Linked DNA regions of Homo sapiens: region 1 is linked to region 2. A link is an interaction called in ENCODE POLR2A ChIA-PET data of the cell type or tissue named here. Cell type or tissue: PC-9. All regions are shown on one strand. Links, peaks and the distances in the headings refer to the core of each region. The heading gives the core; the rest is flanking DNA. Region 1 has its middle 5.9 kb from the start of RIPPLY3. Region 2 overlaps LOC105369308 (a long non-coding RNA gene).

Region 1 (10,420 bases), core at 2,421-10,420, 340 kb after region 2:
TGAGCAGAAATCACGCCACTGCACTCCAGTCTGGGCGACAGAGCAAGACTCTGTCTTGAAAAATAAAATAAAATACATAAAAAAGATAAAATAAAATAAAGAATATAAAATGCACTTATTGTCTATTATGTACTGGACATTGTTCTATCAGTACACAGCCAAGGGTGAAATAGGCCATGGCTAGAAGTGAACAAAGTTATTTACTCACAGAAAATGGGCAGTGGGCTAGGCATATTTACTCATCTTTATTTCAAACGTTAGAAAAGAATTCCTGTACATTTCTAGGAGCCATAGATGCCCAGGATACCAATGCTTTTACTTCCTCACATTCTTCATGCTTCTGTAGCCGCAGAGCAAAATATAGATAGTGTTTTCTATAGGTACACTATAAGAACCCAGAGAGGCAGAGGAAACTGGATGGGTCTGAATTCCAACCCATCAGAACAGAAGCTAAGTTTCAGTGTGACCCACAGCCTGACTAGTTTTCATTCAGGATTGGTCTTTCAGTTCCAGGCCGGGAGCATGGTGGCTCATGCCTGTAATCCCAGGACTTTGGGAAGCTGAGGCGGGAGGATCAATTGAGTCCGGGAGTTTGAGACCAACTCAGGCATTATAGTGAGACTCCATCTCTACAGAAAATTTAAAAAGTAGGCATGGTGGTACATACCTGTAGTCTCAACTACTTGGGAGGCTGAGGTGGGAGGATCTCTCGAGCCAAGGAGGTCGAGGCTGCAGTAAGCCATGATGACACCACTGCACTCTAGCCTGGGTGACAGAGCGAGACCCTGTCTCAAAAAAAAAAAAAAAAGAGAGAAAAAGAAAAAAATGAGTTCCACATCTTGCTCGCAGCCCATTCTCTATGAATTGAGAGATGACAGAAGATGACTGTTTTTTTGTTTTGTTTTGTTTTGTTTTTTTGAGATGGAGTCTCGCTCTGTCAGGCTGGAGTAGTGCAGTGGTGCAATCTTGGCTCACTGCAACCTCTGCCTCCCGGGTTCAAGCAATTCTGCCTCAGCCTCCTGAGTAGCTGGGATTACAGGTGTGCACCACCACGCCTGGCTAATTTTTATATTTTTAGTAGAGACAGGGTTTCACCATGTTGGCCAGGATGTTGTCAATCTCCTGACCTCATGATCCACCCACCTCAGCCTCCCAAAGTGCTGGGATTACAGGCGTGAGCCACCGCACCCAGCCTGGATGACTTTTTAACCATGTGTTTGTGATCTTCTCCATGGCCTCTGCTGCTCAGCTTATTAATAGGTTGGTTGGCCATCTACAATTTATCTTTCATGTCTTTCCCCCAGAAAGCCAGTGTACCTGTGATGGGAGATCAATCCTGACAGCTCACAGAACGAGTCTGGTCTTCTGTGGAGCACACCTGCTAAGTCCCAGACTCTGCAGCAAGCCTGGCTGGCTTCACATCACACTCCTGATCTTCGGGGTGACTTTGAAGTAATGATTGAGCTTCTCTATGACTTGGTTTCCTCTCCTCAAAATATGGATAACCTACTTTCTCTCTTACATGCTTATTGTCAGGACTGAGTAAATTAAAATCCACAAACCACAGTCCTGGCACACAGTACATGCTCAATAAATGTTAAAGTTATAGTTACTACAGTAGCTATTATTAATGCAGTGGACATGTCTCCGCCTCAGCTTCCATTATCTTGTCTGCAAAATGAAAAGATGAACCAGGAATGAGACTGAAGTTCTCTTCTAGCTCTGAGATCTGTAGGTCTGGCTTTCCTGATTTGCTTTGTCCATTTTTTTTTCCCACATGGCACTGTATGTGCCCAGGCAATATGTAACGAATAGGAGTTTCTTCTGTTTTCCTATAGAAACAACTAGAAGAGTGAATCTCATTACATTGACAAACTCAGGGACCAGGCCAGGCGCGGTGGCTCACACCTGTAATCCCAGCACTTTGGGAGGCCGAGGTGGATGGATCACTTGAGGCCAGGAGTTTGAGACCAGCCTGTGCAACATGGTGAAACCCCGTCTCTACTGAAAAGACAAAAATAGCCAGGTGTGGTGGTGCGCACCTGTAGTCCCAGCTACTCAGGAGGCTGAGGCAGGAGAATAGCTTGAACCAGGAGATGGAGGTTGCAGTGAGCTGAGACCACAGCACTGCACACCAGTCTGGGCAACAGAGTGAAACTACGGCTCAAAAAAAAATGACCACACACTGGGCGGTTTACAACAACAGCAGTGTCTTGTCTCACAGCTCTGGGGCCTGAAGTCTGAAACCCAGGTGCCTGCAGCGTTGTTTCCTTGAAGAGGCTCTCGGGGAGAATCAGTCCCATGCCCCTCTCCCTCTCCTTGCATCTGATGTTGCCAGCAGACCTTGTGTTCCTTGGCTCCTAGAGGCTTCACTCCAGTCTCTGTGTCTGTCTTCTCATGGCTGTCTTCTCCGTGTGTCTCTGTGTTTCCAATCTCCTTCCGCCTTTTTCTTATGAGGACGCCTGTCATTGGATTTAGGTTCCACCCTGTGTTAGTCTGTTTTGTGCTGCTGTAATACAATGCCAGAGACTAGGTAATGATAAAAAAAAAAAAAAAGGAAATGGATTTCATACAATTCTAGAGGCTAGGAAGCCCAAGGTCAAGGCACTGGTAGGATTGGTGTCTGGTGAGGGCCTGGTCTCTGCTTCCAAGATGGTGCCTTGAATACGGGGAGGAACGCTGTTCCTTACAAAGCAAAAGGGTATAAGAGTGAGAACCCACTCCTGACAGCCTTTTTTTTAAGGGCATTAAACCCATCCATGAGGGCAGAACTCTCATGGCCTAATCACCTGTTAAAGGCCCCACCTCCCAATACCATTACATTGAAAATTAAATTTCAACAACAGTTTGGGAGAGGACAAATATCCAATCCATAGTACACCCTAAATCCAGAATGATCTCCTCTCAAGATCCCTGCTACCACCTCCTTCTCCTCCTTCTCCTCCTCCTCTTCCTTCTCCTCCTTCTGCTTCTTATTGTTGTTATTTTAGAGACAGGGTCTTGCTTTATCTCCCAAGCTAGAGTGCAGTGGTGCGATCATAGCTTACTGCAGCCTCCAACCCCTGGGCTCAAGTGATCCTTCCACCTCAGCCTCCCGAGTAGCTGGGACTACAGTTGTGTACCAACATGCCTGGCTAGGAGTCTCTAATTTAATTGCATCTGCCAAGCCTCTTTTTCCAAGTAAGGTCACATTCACAGGTTCTGGGGGGCAGGGCTTAGACATAGATTTTTGGGGGCCACTGCTTAATGTACTGTAGGAGGGCCACATCCTGTGTACTACAGGGACAGCCTGAGGTGAGATTCTGCTACCTACCACGTGCCACCTGTGGATAAAACTTTCTGCTTTCCGTGTTTTCTCATGGTGGGTGTTAGCTCAAAGTACATAATTAAATTGGACGACTCCATAGTACTTCTTCATTTTCTTCTGAAGCTAGCTGAGCAGTGACTGAAACAGAGGAAACCCCTGCCCTCATGGAACTGACACACTCCTAGGAAAGGCAGACAACAAGTAAAACAAATAGGTAAGAGACAGTAGGACAGGCACAGTGGCTCACGCCTGTGCTCCCAGCACTTTGGGAGGCTTAGGTGGGTGAACTGCTAAAGCTTAGGAATTCCAGGCCAGCCTGGGTAATGTGGCAAAACCACTTCTCTACAAAAAAATTCAAAAATTAGCCAGGTGTGGTGGTGTACACCTGTAGTCCCAGTTGCTCGGGAGGCTGAGGCAGGAGGATCGCTTGAGCCCAGGAGGTTGAGGCTGCAGTGAGCCCTGATTGCACCACTGCATTCCAGCCTGGGTGACAGAGCGAGACCCTGTCTTAAAAGAAATAGTAGGTTAAATGAGTTAAGGTGATAGATATATGAAAAATATGGTTATGTTAAATGTAATGGAGAAAACTGAAGCAGGGAAGGAGGCTAGGGAATGCCACGGTACACGTGTCTTTGTGAGTGTGAAGGAGAGAGAGGCTTTAAACAGGTGTCCAGAGAAGGCGTCATCCCCGGAGGAGATCGGAGTCAGACCTGAAGGAGGTGAGGTGGCAGGCCATGCAGACGTCTGGAAGGACAGTGTTGCAGGCAGAGGCCCTGAGACATGAATGTGCCTGGGAGGCTCCCAGGCCAGAAACAGTCCAGAGGGAAGGGGGTCTGTGGGGAGTGGGGTAGGGAAGGTAAAGCCAGGGCTATAGATGGTTCCAGCTTCCAGACATCAGTCATGGCATGGTTAAGCTAGGGATGTCTGCAGTCATGCAGAAACGCTTCTTCTTCTTCTTCTTTTTTTTTTTTCTTTTTGAGTTTGAGTTTTACTCTTGTTGCCCAGGTTAGAGTGCAATGGTGCAATCTTGGCTCATCAGAGCCTCCGTCTCCCGGGTTCAAATGATTCTCCTGCCTCAGCCTCCCAAGTAGCTGGGATTACAGGCGTGCACCACCATGCCCAGCTAATTAACTTTTTTCTTTTATTTTCTTTTTTCTTTTTCTTGAGACGGAATCTTGCTCTTGTTGCCCAGGCTAGAGTGCAATGGCGTGATCTTGGCTCACCGCAACCTCCGCCTCCCGGGTTCAAGCGATTCTCCTGCCTCAGCCTCCCAAGTAGCTGAGATTACAGGTATGCGCCACCATGCCTGGCTAATTTTGTATTTTTAGTAGAGACAGGGTTTCTCCATGTTGGTCAGGCTGGTCTCAAACTCCCGACCTTAGGTGATCCTCCTGCCTCAGCCTCCCAAAGTGCTGGAATTACAGGCGTGAGCCACCGCGCCTGGCCTTTTTTTTTTCCCGAAAGCTAACGTGGGCCTTAACATAAGGATTCAAAAACAGGTATATTTCACCTAACAATTCTATTTCTGAGAATATATCCAAAAGAACTGACAGCAGGTGCTTGAAGGAATGGTGTTCATAGTGCATTATTCACAACAGCCAGAAGGTGGAAGCAACTCAAGTGTCCATCTACTGAGGATGAATGGATAAACAAAATGTGGTCTCTGCACACAAGGGAATATTACTCAGCCTGAAAAAGGAAAGAAATTCTAAGCTATACTACAATATGGATGAACCTTATGGGTATTATGCTGAGTGCAATAAATCCGCCAAGAAAGGCAAATACTCACAGATTCCACTTATATGAGGTACCTATAATTCTCAAACTCACGAGGACAGAAAGAATGGTGGCTGCCAGGGCCTGGCAAAGGGGGAAGTGGGAAGTTACTGTTGAAGAGTTTCAGCTTTGCAAGATGAAGAGTTCTCTGGGTAGATGGTGGTGATGGGAGCACAGCAGCATGAGTGTACCTAATGCTGCTAAACTGTGCACCTCAAATGGTAAAGATGCTAGATTCCATGTTACGTGTATTTTACCACAATTGTAAAAAATAAAAATAAATAACTTTTGGCTGGACATGGTGGTTCACACCTGTAGTCCCAGCATTTTGGGAGGCCGAGGCGGGCAGATCTCTTGAGGTCAGGAGTTTGAGACCAGTCTAAACAACATGATGAGACCCCGTTTCTACTAAAAATACAAAAATTAGCTGGGTGTGGTGGCACACCCCTGTAATCCCAGCTACTCAGGAGGCTGAGGCATGAGAATTGCTTGAACCCGGGAGGCAGAGGTTGCCATGAGCCGAGATTGCGCCACTGCACTCCAGCCGGTGTGACAGAATGACACTCCATCTCAAACAAAACAAAACAAACAAACAAAAAACTTAAAAAAAAAACACCCCAAACAAATATATCTCTTATTCCCATGGAACAAATATACAAATATCCTTTTTTGGTCTTAAATATTTTAGAAAATAACAACATCAAAAGCAGTAACAACCTCTTGTAGCTTCTAAAACAGCTTTCAGAGTTGCAGAACACTTAGGAGCAGATAACAGGAAATACGGTCTAACTAAACAGAAGAAAAGGAAATTATCATTTCCCTGCTTGTCTTCAGCACTGTTTATGTAAAAATATTCTGACCTCTTAGATGTTCTGAGTTTTGGGATCCTCTTCCTAGGCAGGCCGGAAACCTTCAGGGCTGACATCTTTACTTTTTGTTTCCAGGCAACAGTGGAGAGTCAGCATATGAAAAAGAATTTTTAATTAAAGACAGCAGGAGAAGAAATAGAATCTCCATTTTATTTAACTCCCGGGCAGAGAGGGTTTCACACACTTGAAGTTCAGCAATTTTTCCCAGTTTATAAGCCAGGGGCCTAATTAAGTTTCTTAAGATTTCTACCCCTTCCCCAAATTACTTCCTCTATTATAAAGACCTCCCATGGACTCAAACAAAGTTTAAGAAATAGTTTAAAATACTTGGTAACACAAAAGGTCTTTGAATTCCCAACTACCTCAATGGCAATTTATTTTGTTCACTGTATTTTAATTCCTGCACCTGCAAAAGAAAAACTAAAAAACAAACAAACAAAAAACTCTCATTTTACATTACCAGTAAATTTATTTTTCATTAAACACATTTTCAACAAAAACACGCATAATTATGGATTTTAATTATGGTTTATGTAGCTACATTCTACCTCCCCGAGGACAGATTATCCACATAAATTATTTGGAATTCTTCTACTAAGGAAATTTGTCTATTCTCCCCATATTTTCAATTATTCAATATTTACTGATATCAATATAAGCTCAAGAGTATTTATTTTATACCTCGAGTTATAAACAAATATTACTTTATTTTGTTGCTCAAATTGTCCCAGCTTTGGCCATGGTGGTCTTATATTGTACTTGGCCGAAGGAAAAAAAAAAGAGAGAGAAAATAGACTGTCTACTGCCTGCAGGTGCTGAGTTTGGTCTTTTTGCTCTTTAAATTTATTTTTATTTTATTTTATATTTATTTTTTGAGACAGAGTCTCACTCTGTCATTTGGGCTGGTGTATAGTGATGCAATCTTGGCTTACTGCAACTTCCACCTCCCGGGTTCGAGCGATTCTCCTGCCTCAGCCTCCGGAGTAGCTAGGATTACAGGTGCACACCACCACGCCTGGCTAATTTTTTGTATTTTTTTTTTTTTAAGTACTGACAGGGTTTCACCATGTTGGCCTGGCTGGTCTCAAACTCCTGACCTAATGTGATCCACCTGCCTCGGCCTCGCAAAGTGCTGGGATTCCAGACGTGAGCTACCATGCCCAGCCCTTCAAATTTATTTTTAGTGGCGCTCACTTTCTTTTTTTTCTTTTCTTTTCTTTTTTTTTTTTTTTTGAGACAGAGTCTCATTGTGCAGTCCAGGCTAGAGGGCAATGGTGCGGTCTCAGCTCACTGCAACCTCTGCCTTCCGGGTTCAAGCGATCCTCCTGCCTCAGCCCTCCGAGTAGGTGGGACTACAGGCGTGTGCCACTACTCCCGGGTAATTTTTGTATTTTTATTAGAGACGGGGTTTCACTGTGTTGGCCAGGCTGGTCTTGAACTCCTGACCTCATGACCCACCCGCCTTGGCCTTCCAAACTGCTGGGATTACAGGGGTGAGCCACCGCGCCTGGCCGTGGCATTCACTTTCTACAGCCCAGGTATCTGACAGGAACTCGAGTCCTGCTTCTCTGTACCAGTTACTTAACCTCTGGGAAGTCCAGTTTCTTAATCTGTAAACTGAGGATAATGCCTGATTTGCAGGGTTAGAGGGAGGATTATAAATTAATGTATGCTCCAGAAAAGACCAAATGATTCTACCTCTGTGAGGTGCCTGGAATGGTCAAATGCATAGATACAGAAAGCGGAATGGTGGTTACCAATGGCAGGGGGTGGGGAATGAGGAGTTACTGTTTCACGGGTACAGAGTTTGGTTTGGGATGATGAAAAAGTTCTGGAGATGGGGGGCCGGTTGCACAACAATGTGAGTGGATTTATTGCCACTGAATTGTACATTTGAAAATGGTTAAAATGGTAAATTTTATGTTATGTACCTTTTGCCACAATAAAAAGTAATATATTCATTGTTGAAAATTTAGAAAACAAGTTTTAAAGCCCCTCCAAATCTTTGGTAATGTCAGCACTCAGCAGGCACTTCTGTTTTATTTGTAGCCTTTGAATATATAGTTCACATCCTATGCATACAGTTTTGTTCTTTCCACATGGTCATGTTTTTCCTATGCTGTCCAAAACTCTGTAAACATATTTTTATTAACTGCATACTATTCTACCGTCATTTGTTTAATCATTGCCATATTTTTGGACATAGTTTTTCAACAGTGTAAGCAGCGCTCTCTGATTAAATACATCTTCATTCCCATTTCAGAATACATCTACAGTATAGACACAAGTAGAATTACTGGGACAAAAGGTGAACTTTCATTTTTGTTGTGCTTTTTTTGAGACAGGGTCTTAGGGTCTTGCTCTGTGGCCCAACATGGAGTGCAGTGGCATGATCATGGCTCACTGCAGCCTGCAACTCCTGGGTTCAAACAGTCCTCCCACCTCAGCCTCCTGGGTAGCTGGGACCACAAACATGTGTCACCACACCCGGCCTGGGTGAACATTTTTATGGCACACAATACACCTTATCAAACTTTTTCATTGCATTGCCACCAGCTACCTAGAAGACACTCATTTAAAAACATCCACACCTAGCCAGGCGTGGTGGTGTACACCTGTAGTCCTAGCTACTTGGGAGGCTGAGGTGGGAGGATCATTTGAGCCTGGAAGGTTGAGGCTGCAGTGAGCCGTGATCATGCCACTGCACTCCAACCTGGGCAACAGGGCAAGACTCTGTCTCAAAAAACAAACAAACAAAAAACACAACGAAAACACCCCTTCTGCACCCAGTTGCCCAGTGTTCTTTCATTTTCTTTTCTTTTTTTAAAAAATTATATATATATATATTTGAGAAAAATAACAGCGTCTCACTCTGTGGCCCAGGCTGGGCTGCAGTGGTGTGATCATGTCTTACTGCAGCCTCAACTTCCTCGAGCTCAGGTAATCCTCCCACCTCAGCCTCCTGAGTAGCTGGGACCACAGGCCCACTCCACCACGCCTGGTTAATTTTTGTATTTTTGTAGAGACGGGGTTTCACCACTCCGGCCAGGCTGGTCTGGAACTCTTGACCTCAAGTGATCTGCCTGCCTCTGCTTCCCAAAGTGTGCAGATTACAGGATTGAGCCACCGCGCCCTGCCCAGTGTTCTTGTAAAACCCCATTCTGCATTTAGATTAAATATGGTACCTTATTGTTGCAATATGGCCCACTAATGTTCTTTGCCTCCTTCTAGCCTCCTCCCATTAATTCCCCCCTCTTAAATGTTTGCCTTTATTTAGATTTAATTATTGTTGCTCAAAATCTTAATTAAAAAAATGTGAAAACACTTTAATGTCTGAAGTTCTTCGATTTTTTTTTTTTTTTTTTTTTTGAGACAGAGTCTGGCTCTTGTTGCCCAGGCTAGAGTGCACTGGCGCGATCTCGGCTCACTGCAACTTCTGCCTCCCGAGTTCAAGCGATTCTCCTGCCTCAGCCTCCCAAGTAGCTGGGATTACAGGCACCCGCCACCACACCCGGCTATTTTTTTGTATTTTTCTTAGTGGATACGGGGTTTCATCATGTTGGCCAGGCTGGTCTCAAACTCCCGACCTCAAGTGATCCACCCGCCTGGGCCTCCCAAAGTGCTGGGATTACAGGCATGAACCACCGCGCCTTGCGGAAGTTCTTCGATTTTTTTTTTTTTTTTTGGAAAGGGAATCTCTCTCTGTCTCCCACGCTGGAGTGCAGTGGCACACTCTCGGCTCACTGCAACCTCCGCCTCCCAGATTCAAGCCATTCTCCTGCCTCAGCCTCCCAAGTAGCTGGGATTACAGGAGCCTGCCACCACGCCCGGCTAATTTTTTTATTTTTAGTAGAGACGGGTTTCACCATATTGGCCAGACTGATCTCGAACTCCTGACTTCAAGTGATCCATCCACCTGCCTCGGTCTCCCAAAGTGCTGGGATTACAGGTGAGAACCACCGCGCCTGGCCTAGTTCTTCGATTTTTTAACATCCATCACAGTAACTTAAATTATATAAAGTAACTACCCCTGAGGAGCCCGGGGTAGTTGAAGGCCCTCCAGCGCCTTCGGTGTTCTGTCGCAGTGCTCTACGTGTGAAACCGCTTTCTCCCACCCTGGCCGTGCGCTGGTGATGGTGGCAGCGGCGCTCCAGCGACGCCCGGGGAAGTGTCCCCAGGGTCGGGCAAGGTCGCTTCTGCTGGTCGGGAGGCCCTTTCTAAGCCTGGCTGGGGCTAACCGAAGGAGAAGCCCGCCGCTCCAGGCTTTATTAAAAATTCGCATTCTTTCCAAGGCCGCCATCGGTGGGAAGGGTGCGCTCGTAGCACCCCTCTTGCTCGGTTCCATTCCTGGCCTTCTGTCTCCTGGAAGGGTCGCCGCGCCCCACCCCACCCGCTTCGCCACGGGTTCGAGCCCTGGCGTCGGGGCGTCCGGGAGCCCACTGTCCAGCACCGAAGGCAAGGCCGGTGC
Region 2 (10,781 bases), core at 1,621-9,620:
ACAGAATCAAATAGAGAGGGTCCTATCCAGCTCTGTGATGACAAATGTTATGGCAGACAGAGTTAAGCTCAAACTCACTACAGAACAGGGGAAAACACCCAAAATCCACGGACCATGTTTTTTTTCCCCCAGGATGTTTCTAAGTAAATAAATCAACAATGGCAACTTTGAATCAATAATTTGTAAATATCTCTGGATGTCTCCAAGTGCTTTCAGCGGTGGGAGCATGAGTAACACCAGATTTCAAGGAACCAGCATCCCAGGAGCCATCTTTGGTTTTCTAAGACTAACATCCAAGATGGGCTTCCTCCGGCTTTCAGCCACGTGCGCCCTGCCTGCTGGCTTCTGCTAAGCTCCCCTTTCTACCTTTCTGGTCCTTGAAGACGTCAAGCCCACACCTAACTGGCCTTCTGCCCTTGATGGTCCCTCCATTGGTCTCTATCAAGGGCCTTCTGCCCTTGATGTTCTGCCTGGAGGGCTCTTTCAGCCTCAGCTGTCCATGCCGCTGCTGGAGAGGGTTCCTGAACTTCCCATCCTGAAACTGCCGCCACCCGCCCCCAACCTAGCCCTCCCCAGCCTGGGCCTGCTGGGTGTTTAAATCATCAGTGTGGTTTGTCTACCTGCATTTTCATGGCTCCTTCCAGAAGGACTTGTAGGGACTGTGTGTTTACCTTCTCCTATCTTACTCCTGGGTCCATGTGGGCACACAGTAGGCATTCAATAACTGTTGGTTGAATAAATGAATGGAAAGTCCCCTAAAATGAGGAAGAGATCTTGGGATGCCCAGAGGGATGAAGCTGAAAAAGTCTCTAACAAGAAAAGCAGGGGATAGGCTGGAAAGGGACTGCTGCTGAAAACCCGTTAAGAAATGTTTCCACTCCCAGGACAGGGAGGAGGAAGCAATTTAGTTGGAACGTGCATCTAGGCCTCCCATTACTCCCTGGAGCTCCATCACGGGAAAAATCCTTTACATGGATCCGTGACTCTGGGCCTGAGTGCCACGGTTTCAGGACGCGGTCAAGCCCTAAGTCAACGTTTCCAGAACAAACACCCGCGACCAGAAGCGGCAAGGGCCGCCAACACACCACATCACTCTCCCGGCCAGGGCCAAGTCCTGGTAGGAACATGATTATCATTCCTGACGATCTGCCGTGCCGGGCTGGCTGCTCTGATACCCGTCAATGGGCTCATTCAGCCAGGGCCCGGTTTTGCATATTATTCTTAATAAACATTCATAGCCCAAGCCATAATGGCTCTTTCAAGGCTCCTGCTTTGAATGCGTGGTAACAACAGAGTGCCTTTGTGTACTTACATGTAAAAATACACTGGCCACCCTGTTGATACGCAGCATATATATTTATAAATATTTATCACCAAGTCATGGCTGACATTTTCAAAATGCTGCTTTTGAAGTAGACCTCGTTTTTCTGTCTCCCAAGCTGAGAGGCCAGACGAGGTTAATTAATCCAATTTTGCCTAATAATGTGCAGTGTAATGATCTCCATGCCTTGGTTTATTTGTCAAGGGGGAGGGGGCTCCACGGAAAGGCCTCAGTGACTCCAAAAGGAGGGATTTCCCGACTGCTGCCTTGATCTACAGCCAGCCTGGGGTGATGGAGACGTGCCCGCAGCACCTTCTGGGGAAGCAAGAAAGAGAAGAAGCTGGTAGAGAAAGAGATCCAGGGTCTGGACTTGGTTCACCCCAGGGGTGGGGGTAAAGCTGCGGAAGGAACTTCTCTCCCAATTCCATCCCCTCTCCCTGCCCAAGCTCCTGGGAGACACTCTGATTACTGGGAAATAACATTCCAAACTCACGCCGATGGACTGGACAGGAACTCCTTGCCCTCCATGCTGTGGTCGATAGGGAAGCACTTGAACCAGGATCTGGGGCAAGGCAAGTGTTGGATCTGATCAAGACTGGCCAGCAGAAAGACCTGGTCTTGAAGCAGTGAAGAAGTCCATGATGCCAATGGTTTGGCTTCTCTCATTAGGTTGCTTTCACAAACCACCATGCGCTGAAGACTCCTTGGCAAACCTGATCCCTCTTGATTATCCCAACAAGGGCCTCCTGTTTTGTGCATTTTGACTCGTATTCAGACTCGTCTTCTAGCTCTTAAAGATGGGAGGCCTCTGCAACAGAACAATGCTTGGAAAGGGGATCTTTAAGCGTACCTAAACTCCCTGAGCTCTGACTCCCCCGTTTGGCTCTGCTCAACTCCAGTTTGGGTGTCAGCTTTGCACTGCTGTGGCTCTCAGTGTCCTGGGAATCCTGTTTACCAGTTCCCATTCTCCATCCACAGGTGGGCTCCCAGGTCAAGAGCAGATCTCACAGACCACTGCTCAAAGCTTATCCTGGCCAGGTGCAGTGACTCATGCCTCTAACTCCAGTGCTTTGGGAGGTCAAAGTGTGGGGATCATGAGGCCAGGAGTTCAAGACCAGCCTGGGCAGTGTAAGAAGACCTGTCTCTGCAAAATGTATCCATGGATTATGGCTCACACCTGTAGTCTCAGTTACTCCAGAGGCTGAGGCAGGACTGTTTGAGCCCAGAAATTCAAGGCTGCATTGAGCTATGATTCCCTTATCACCTCCTCAACCCTGGATTTGTCACTGTCCAGCTCTGTGGGGCCAGGTTTTCCATCCTATGCTTCCCTCCACCCCACACTCACCTTCACCCTCTTGTCTCTTTATTAAGCAAAACTGGGCTGCCAAATCCCAACACGTTTGTCCCTTTTAACATTCTTCAAACAAAACCTAAGCAGCAAAATTAATTTACTTAAAAAAAAAAATCAGGTGCCAGCGAGAGCCAGTTTAGATTTTAAGCCACTTTTTATTTGGCTCACCTGCATGCCACGGAAGCCCGTCAGCACCTGGTGCTCACTGACATGGTGTTTGAGTCACAGTTGTGTTACTCAATACACCCCTGTTGAGTGGATCAGCACCCAAGTGGGCATTCACTGTGCCCCACATTCACTTCCTCATACCATACGGCCAGAAACGCAGGGAAAAAAAAATCCCAGCTTTGCTTCCTAAAACCTGCGTGACCTTGGGCAAGTTACCTAACCTGTCTAAGCCATAATCTCTTCAACTATAAAACAGGGCTGATAAACTTACTCCACAGGGCAGGGGTGAGTACCCAATAAGACAATTTGAGAAAGCATCTAGCACGTGGCCAGGCCATAATACGTTCTCAACAAATCTCTATTGAATCAGTGACCAATGAAATGGCATTCTAGAAATGCATTTATTTCTGCTATTTAAAACAGGGTTAAAAATTTACAAGAAAAAAAAAACAAGCAACTTCATTAAAAAGTGTGGAGAGAACATGAACAGACGCTTTTCAAAAGAAGACTTACATGCAACCAACAAGCATATGAAAAATTCAAAATCACTGATCATTGTGGAAATGCAAATCAAAACCACAATGAGATGCCATGTAACACCAGTCAGAATGACTATTTTTAAAAAGTCAAAAAACAGGCTGGGCTTGGTGGCTCACGCCTGTAATCCCAGCACTTTGGGAGGGCGAGGTGGGTGGATCACAAGGTTTGGAGTTCGAGACCAGCCTACCAACATGATGAAACCTAGTCTCTACTAAAAATATAAAAATTAGCTGGGCGTGGTGGCATGCATCTGTAATCCCAGCTACTCAGGAGGCTGAGGCAGGAGAATCACTTGAACCTGGAAGGCGGAGGTTGCAGTGAGCTGAGATTGCACCACTGCACTCCAGCCTGGGCGACAGAGCGAGACTCCGTCAAAAAAAAAAAAAAAAGTCAAAAAATAACAGATGCTGATGAGGTTGTAGAGAAAAAGGAATGCTTATACACTGCTGGTGGGAGTGTAAATTAGTTCTACTTTACACTCCCATTGTGGAAGACAGTGTGGCAATTCCTCAAAGACCTAGAGCCAGAAATACCATTTGACCCAGTAATCCCATTACTGGGTATATACCCAAAGGAATATAAATCATTTTATCACAAAGACACATGCACATGTATTTTCATTGCAGCACCATTCACAATAGCAAAGACATGGAATCAACCTAAATGTCCATCAATGATAGACTGGACAAGGAAAATATGGTACATTTATACCATGGAATACTATACAGCCATAAAAAGGAACAAGATCATGTCCTTTTCAGGGACATGGATGGAGCTGGAGGCCATTATACTTAGCAAACCGATGCAGAAACAGAAAACCAACTACTGCCTGTTCTTATTTTTAAGTGGGAGCTAAATGATGAGAACATATGGACACATAGAGGGGAACCACACACACTGGGCCTTTCTGAGGGTGGAGGGTGGGAGGAGGGAGAGGATGAAGAAAAATAACCCATAGGTATGAGGCTTAATACCTGGGTGATGGAATATTCTCTACAACAAATTCCCATGACACAAGTTTACCTATGTAACAAACCTGCGCTTTTATCCCTGAATTTAAAATAAAAGTTAAAAAATCACGCCTGTAATCCCAGCATTTGGGAGGCCAAGGCGGGTAGATCACAAGGTCAGGAGCTCAAGACCAGCCTGGCCAAGATGGTAAAACCCTGTCTCTACTAAAAAAAAAAAAAAAACAAAAGTTAGCTGGGCATGGTGGCAGGCGTCTGTAATCCCAGCTACTCAGGAGGCTGAGGCAGGAGAATCACTTGAACCCAGGAGGCAGAGGTTGCAGTGAGTCGGGATCGCACCACTGCATTCCAGCCTGGGCAACAGCACGAGACTCCGTCTTTATTTATTTATTTATTTATTATTTTATTTATTTATTTATTATATAAAATAAATTTTATTTATAAAAATATATTTTTATTTATTTTTTATATATTTATATATTTATAAATATTTTTATTTATTTATTATATAAAGATAAATAAATACAAATTTAAAAATGAAATAAGGTTAAATAATACCTGGATAGCACCAGCAGCTCAATCTTGAGGCTTGTAGCACTAATAAGCTTTTGGAAACAAGTGAGTGTGTCCAGCATTGTTTAGCAGACATTCCCTCTCCCCTGGATGCCGTGGTACTTTATTTATGCTCTTGGGCATGTATCTTACCCCTGGACCATCCTACAGGTGGGAATCCCCTGATTGCATCTGTAATTAATGTTCCATGTGTGATTTGTCCTCAGAAGCCCTGAGCTGAGGAGGCACTTAATAAATATTTATTAATTGACATTCGAGTGGACTCGTGTATTGGACACACTTAATGTACTCCTCAGGTTCTCTCAGCCTCCCCTTCCCCCAGGCCCTCATCTGTGGGTTCTGCCTCCATGGGTGATCAACTTCCTTGGGCCCATGTGATTTTACTGCCTGAAATCAACCAGCTCCACACCCAGAATCTCTAGCTCCTTCTGGTGTGTGGGGGCTCAGATGAAATCCACACCATAGGATATGGGATCTGGCTTCTCCCTGGCTGGGGAAGGAACTGGATGAGGCAATTGATAGTACAGGGGAGTTAATCTCCCAGTGTGTGGACTTGGGCCAATGGGACGCAGGAGATTGGAGGAAGCCTAGCAGACAAGAGCCTTCTCTCTTTCTCCCTCTAATTATTACTCTTCAACACAGTTACTCCACACAGCCCATCTGGGGACACTCCATGGAGCTGATGAGTATACCTGCCAGGCAATGGCCTCTGTCTACACGGCATGCTGCATTGCGTCCCATCCTGCTTGCCTCACTTCCCCTTGACCACACTCTCACTGCCCAAAGAGTGCACCTTTCAAATAAAGCCTTTGCCCTTAATCCTTGCCTCAGGCTCTGTTTTCTTGGGGACTTGGGCTAAGACAGGTCATGTGAACGTTGCACAAGCCAGATAACAGGGAGGAAAAGGCTTTCTGAATTGAGACCATGTATGAGACAAGGGCTGGGATTGTTAATAAGCCCATTCAGTGAATTTTTTTTTTCTTTTGAGACGGAGTCTCACTCTGTCGCCCAGGCTGGAGTGCAGTGGTGCAGTCTCGGCTCACTGCAACCTCTGCCTCCCGAGTTCAAGCAATTCTCTGCCTCAGCTTCCTGAGTAGCTGGTTTTACAGGTGCCCGCCACCATGCCCAGCTAATATTGTGTGTGTGTGTGTGTGTGTGTGTGTGTGTGTGTGTGTGTGTGTTTTGATGGAGTTTCGCACTGTTGCCCAGGCTGGAGTGCAATGTCGCGATCTCAGCTCACTGCAAGCTCCACCTCCTGGGTTCACGCCATTCTCCTGCCTCAGCCTCCCGAGTAGCTGGGACTACAGGCACCTACCACCACGCCTGGCTAATTTTTTGTGTTTTTAGTACAGACAGGGTTTCACTGTGTTGGCCAGGATGGTCTCGATCTCCTGACCCTGTGATCCGCCCGCCTCAGCCTCACAAAGTGCTGGGATTACAGGAGTGAGCCACTGCGCCCGGCCTAATTTTTGTATTTTTAGTAGAGATGGGGTTTCACCATCTTGGCCAGGCTGGTCTTAAACTCCTGACCTTGTGATCCACCTGCCTCGGCCTCCCAACGTGCTGGGATTACAGGTGTGAGCTACCACACCTGGCCTCAGTGAATTTTTATTGAACTGTTTGATTAACATGGTCATGCCAACTACCACCTTGGAGCCCAGGTCATCAGAAAATCAGAGGCACCAGGCTGTGGGCCCCATGCACCAGCTCACTCCCCTGGGCTCCAGCTCAGCCCAGCCTGATAGCCCAAAAAGTCTTCCTCTCAGCCGTTTTGTGTGTGGGGCTGTGTCTTCTTTAGCAGCTTGCAAATTCCAGCCATGGAAACCCAAGCAAGGGCAGAGAATCAGAGCAGATTCTCTCCTTTACCTTGTGCTATATTTTAATAAATTAATGCAGTTGTAGTTATGTAGAAAGAGATTTGCTCTCGGGTAATGAGGACAACATGGCAGCCTAACTGCTGGTGCATGAATTGGGCAGGCAGGAGGCCTTACCCTCAGGGACACCTGCTCTCTCTTAGGTCGGCCAATCCACAACAGGGCGCTCATCCAATTTCTGTCCACCTGAGAGTCCACGAGGGCACACCCAGCTGTGCTCCTTCCTGATCAGGTCCCACTTACCACCCACAAAAGGGGAGAACATGGCTCTTTTGAAGGATCCTCATTGAGGGCTCTCATGAGTAAATTATCAATGAAAGTTGATAATTAAAGCAACTACCTCATTTGTTGATAATCCAGCAACAAGTGAGGTAGTTACATTAATATTAAAAGCAGTAACACACACCTTAGATTTGTATGGCATTGTGTTGTTTTAAAAATTCTTTTCCAGGTATTGTGCAGTCTGATTACAATGGCACAAGCTACAGCTCAAGCAGCCTTGAGCTAAGAATCGTTGAATAGTAGCAGTGCCATAGGGTTCAATGTATTCGGCAGCCGACGTCCAGATTCCAGGGGAAAGGCAACGTGATTACACAGAGGCTTTGTGAAGGGAAGGACTAAAGGAAGAGATGTAGAAAGAGGGGAAAGGGCCGGGCGCGGTGGCTCACGCCTGTAATCCCAGCACTTTGGGAGGCCAAGGCAAGTGGATCACGAGGTCAGGAGTTTCAGACCAGCCTGATGAAGGTGGTGAAACCCCGTCTCTACTAAAAATACAAAAATTAGCCGGGGGCAGTGGCAGGCACCTGTAATCCCAGATACTTGGGCGGCTGAGGCAGGAGAATCTCTTGAACCCAGGAGGCGGAGGTTGCAGTGAGCTGAGATCACGCCACTGCACTCTATCTAGCCTGGGCAACAGAGCAAGACTCTGTCAAAAAAAAAGAAAAGGAAGAAAGGAAGAAAGGAAGAAAAAAGAAAGAAAGAAAGAAAGAAAGAAAGAAAGAAAGAAAGAAAGAAAGAAAGAAAGAAAGAAGGGAGGGAGGGAGGGAGGGAGGGAAGGAAGGAAGGAAGGAAGGAAGGAAGGAAGGAGAAAGAATAAGAAATGGGCACTTTGGGAGGCCAAGGTGGGCGGATCATGAGGTCAGGAGATCGAGACCATCCTAGCTAACACGGTGAAACCCCGCCTCTACTAAAAATACAAAAAAATTAGCTGGGTGTGGTGGTGGGCGCCTGTAGTCCCAGCTACTTGGGAGGCTGAGGTGGGAGAATGGCATAAACCCGGGAGGCGGAGCTTGCAGTGAACAGAGATCATGCCGTCAAAAAAAAAAAAAAAAAAAAAAGAAGAAGAAGAAAAAGAAAAGAAATCGGCATGAAATCAAAGTGGCCAACAAGGACCACTTTTCCTATGGAGAAGAGTTCAGTGTGGTTTTGAGGTTTGGAATTTGATCTGTATTCTTTCAACCAACAATGAACAGATTTAAAAGTAGGTATTTGACAAGTATTTGCTCACTGATGAACAAACACAGAGGTCAACAAAAGAGGGTTACCAGCACCCCAGAGTGAAAGAATGGAGAGTGGGAATGCGGCTTGTTTGTCTAAGCAGTGGTGGAGCTGAAGCCACTTTGATTTCCAGTATGGAATAATTCGTCAGGTGACCTGGGATGAGAATGTTAACCCTCTTTTTGTTGCTATGAAAAAGGCGGATAATATCTATTCCATACAGGGCAGCACTAAAGGAGGGTAAACATGATTGATCACTGTGACTTTGAGGAAGGAAGACAGTATAATAAATACTAATTATAATAACCATTCCTGGCTTCTAAGAAAAATGCCTTTTAAAAAAGGAAGGAAGGAAAGAACAATCCCTCCAACAGGGGGCCTCCTGGGACAGGCTTGGTGTGTCATGGCCTCGTGCCGGTCCGAATAAATCCAAAGGGGAAAGGATTCGGTGACAGTTCACAACAGCAGGAGCAGGCAGAAGACCTTCGCTTTTTTCAACGTTTTACATAAATTAATTTCATGTTTCAATTGCCACATTATCACAACTTTAGATTAATATACATGGGGCCAAGACTTGCAGATAATTGTATATTTCTGCACTTCACGTAAATGCTAGCTATAAACATTTAAAATGTAAAATGTAAAATGAGCGGTGGCTCATGCCTGTAATCCCAGCACTCTGGAAGGCCAAGGCAGGCTGAGGCAGGCGGATCACTTGAGGTCAGGAGTTCGAAACCAGCCTGGCCAACATGGTGAAACCTCATCTCTACTAAAAAAAATACAAAAATTTGCTGGGCAGGGTGGCGTGCGCCTATAATCCCAGCTACTCAGGAGGCTGAGGCAGGAGAATTGCTTGAATCCTGGAGGCGGAGGTTGCAGTGAGCTGAGATCGTGCCACTGCACTCCAGCCTGGGTGACAGAGCAAGACTCTATCTCAAAAAAAAAAAAAAAAAAAAAAAAAAAAAAAATATATATATATATATATATATATATATATATATACACATACATATATATATACACACACACATACATATATATATATATGGTTGGCCTACATATATATATACACATACATATATATATATATATACACACATATACATATATATATATATATATATATATATATATATATATATATATATATATATGGTTGGCCAGGCACTGTGGGTCATACCTGTAATCCCAGCACTTTCAGAGGCTGAGGCAGGAAGATTGCTTAAGCTCAGGAGTTTGACACCAACCTGGGCAATATAGTGAGACCCATCTCTATAAAAATTACAAAAAAAATTAGCCAGGCGTGGTGGTTCATGCCTGAAGTCTTAGCTGCTCCGGAGGCTGAGGCAGGAGGATTGCTGGAGTCCAGGACGTCGAGGCTGCAGTGAGTCATGATTGTGCCAGTGCACTCCAGCCTGGGAGACAGAGCAAGACCCTGTCTCAAAAAAAAAAAAAAGTAAAGTCCATAAACTAGCTTCATATAAAAACTCCGGTATATACAACGACAGATATTTCATCATCTCTGGCCCCTAGCAAATAGTTGCATCCTTGAGTGAATCATTTCAGCTCTCTGTGACTTTGTAATTCCAATCTTATATCCTGTACACTGCCTAGTGCCTTCTGGAAATAAATGGGAACATGCCTGAACTTTCCAGATAAATTTACCAGCCCTTTAGCCCTTCCCCTCTCGGCTCTCTGTTTCTTCCCTGTTTCTCGAGAACACGCACATGGTTTACAGCGTGCTTTACAGCGTTTCAAGCCCAAACAGAACACGCTCCACAGGGAAGGGGCTGATTGGTTTAGTTTTCAGGCAGCCCCGCGAGGGGTGGTAATTGACACTTGAACAATGACATGTTGCATTCCTTCATATCGCAGCAGTAATTGAACACACATGAACCCCCTGCACTGGTGACCCTGGAGTGTGCCACACACCTGGAAATAGTGAGGTTCAATTAATATGTCACCGCCACTAAGCAGCTACCAGTGAGAACCACCAGTCAGCTGCCACAGCCCAGCGGTCACAGAACAAAGCAGAGAGCAATGCGGGGTGAACCCCGGGAGCTGCTGCTCCCCTGCAGAGCTTCCCCGGACTGGCCCCTAAAATCTGGTTTTCCCAAAAAAACTTACTCACTTTTAATGACTCCAATTAATTTTATCTAACAGCTTTGTTCACCTCTCCCTCAAAGAGTTATTTTTGCATTAAAATAGCAAAATGCTCAACTAGAAGGGGACGGCAATGACCCAGCTAAATTTTTGTGATGACACTTTTAATATAAAAAACAGATCAGAAATGGAATATGATATGAATATGAATATGAAAGGCGGGATTCAAGCCAAGGAAATAAAGAAAGAATGATGGATTCCACCTCTTTCATTCAGTCCCTTGAGTATTTGTGGTGTGCTGACAGTAGCCCGGGGTTACTGCAGAGATTATTGCAAGCCTGGCAGCTGCTCTTCCAGAGCTCACAGACTCGGGGTGATAGCACAAT

The links. Peaks named below come from ENCODE experiments on the same cell type or tissue, not always from the same donor. Only the 100,000 strongest peaks of a DNase experiment are listed, where the experiment ranks them.
Region 1: POLR2A ChIA-PET joins it to region 2 with 14 read pairs; 2 of 35 experiments call an interaction of 5 or more read pairs at or near these places.

The regions. Positions count from the first base shown.
Region 1 is chr21:36,995,623-37,006,042 of GRCh38, forward strand. No RefSeq gene overlaps it. Among named protein-coding and RNA genes, the nearest start is that of RIPPLY3, 5.9 kb to the right of the region's middle. In PC-9, for the core only: a CTCF peak has its summit at 4,852; no DNase peak of the experiment used is centred there.
Region 2 is chr21:36,653,394-36,664,174 of GRCh38, forward strand. All of the region lies in intron 1 of LOC105369308 (a long non-coding RNA gene), which reads right to left. Among named protein-coding and RNA genes, the nearest start is that of SIM2, 40 kb to the right of the region's middle. RefSeq lists enhancers at 5,728-6,229, 6,230-6,729. In PC-9, for the core only: a CTCF peak has its summit at 8,679; DNase peaks (open chromatin) are centred at 2,988, 5,698 and 8,278; H3K27ac peaks cover 4,987 bases.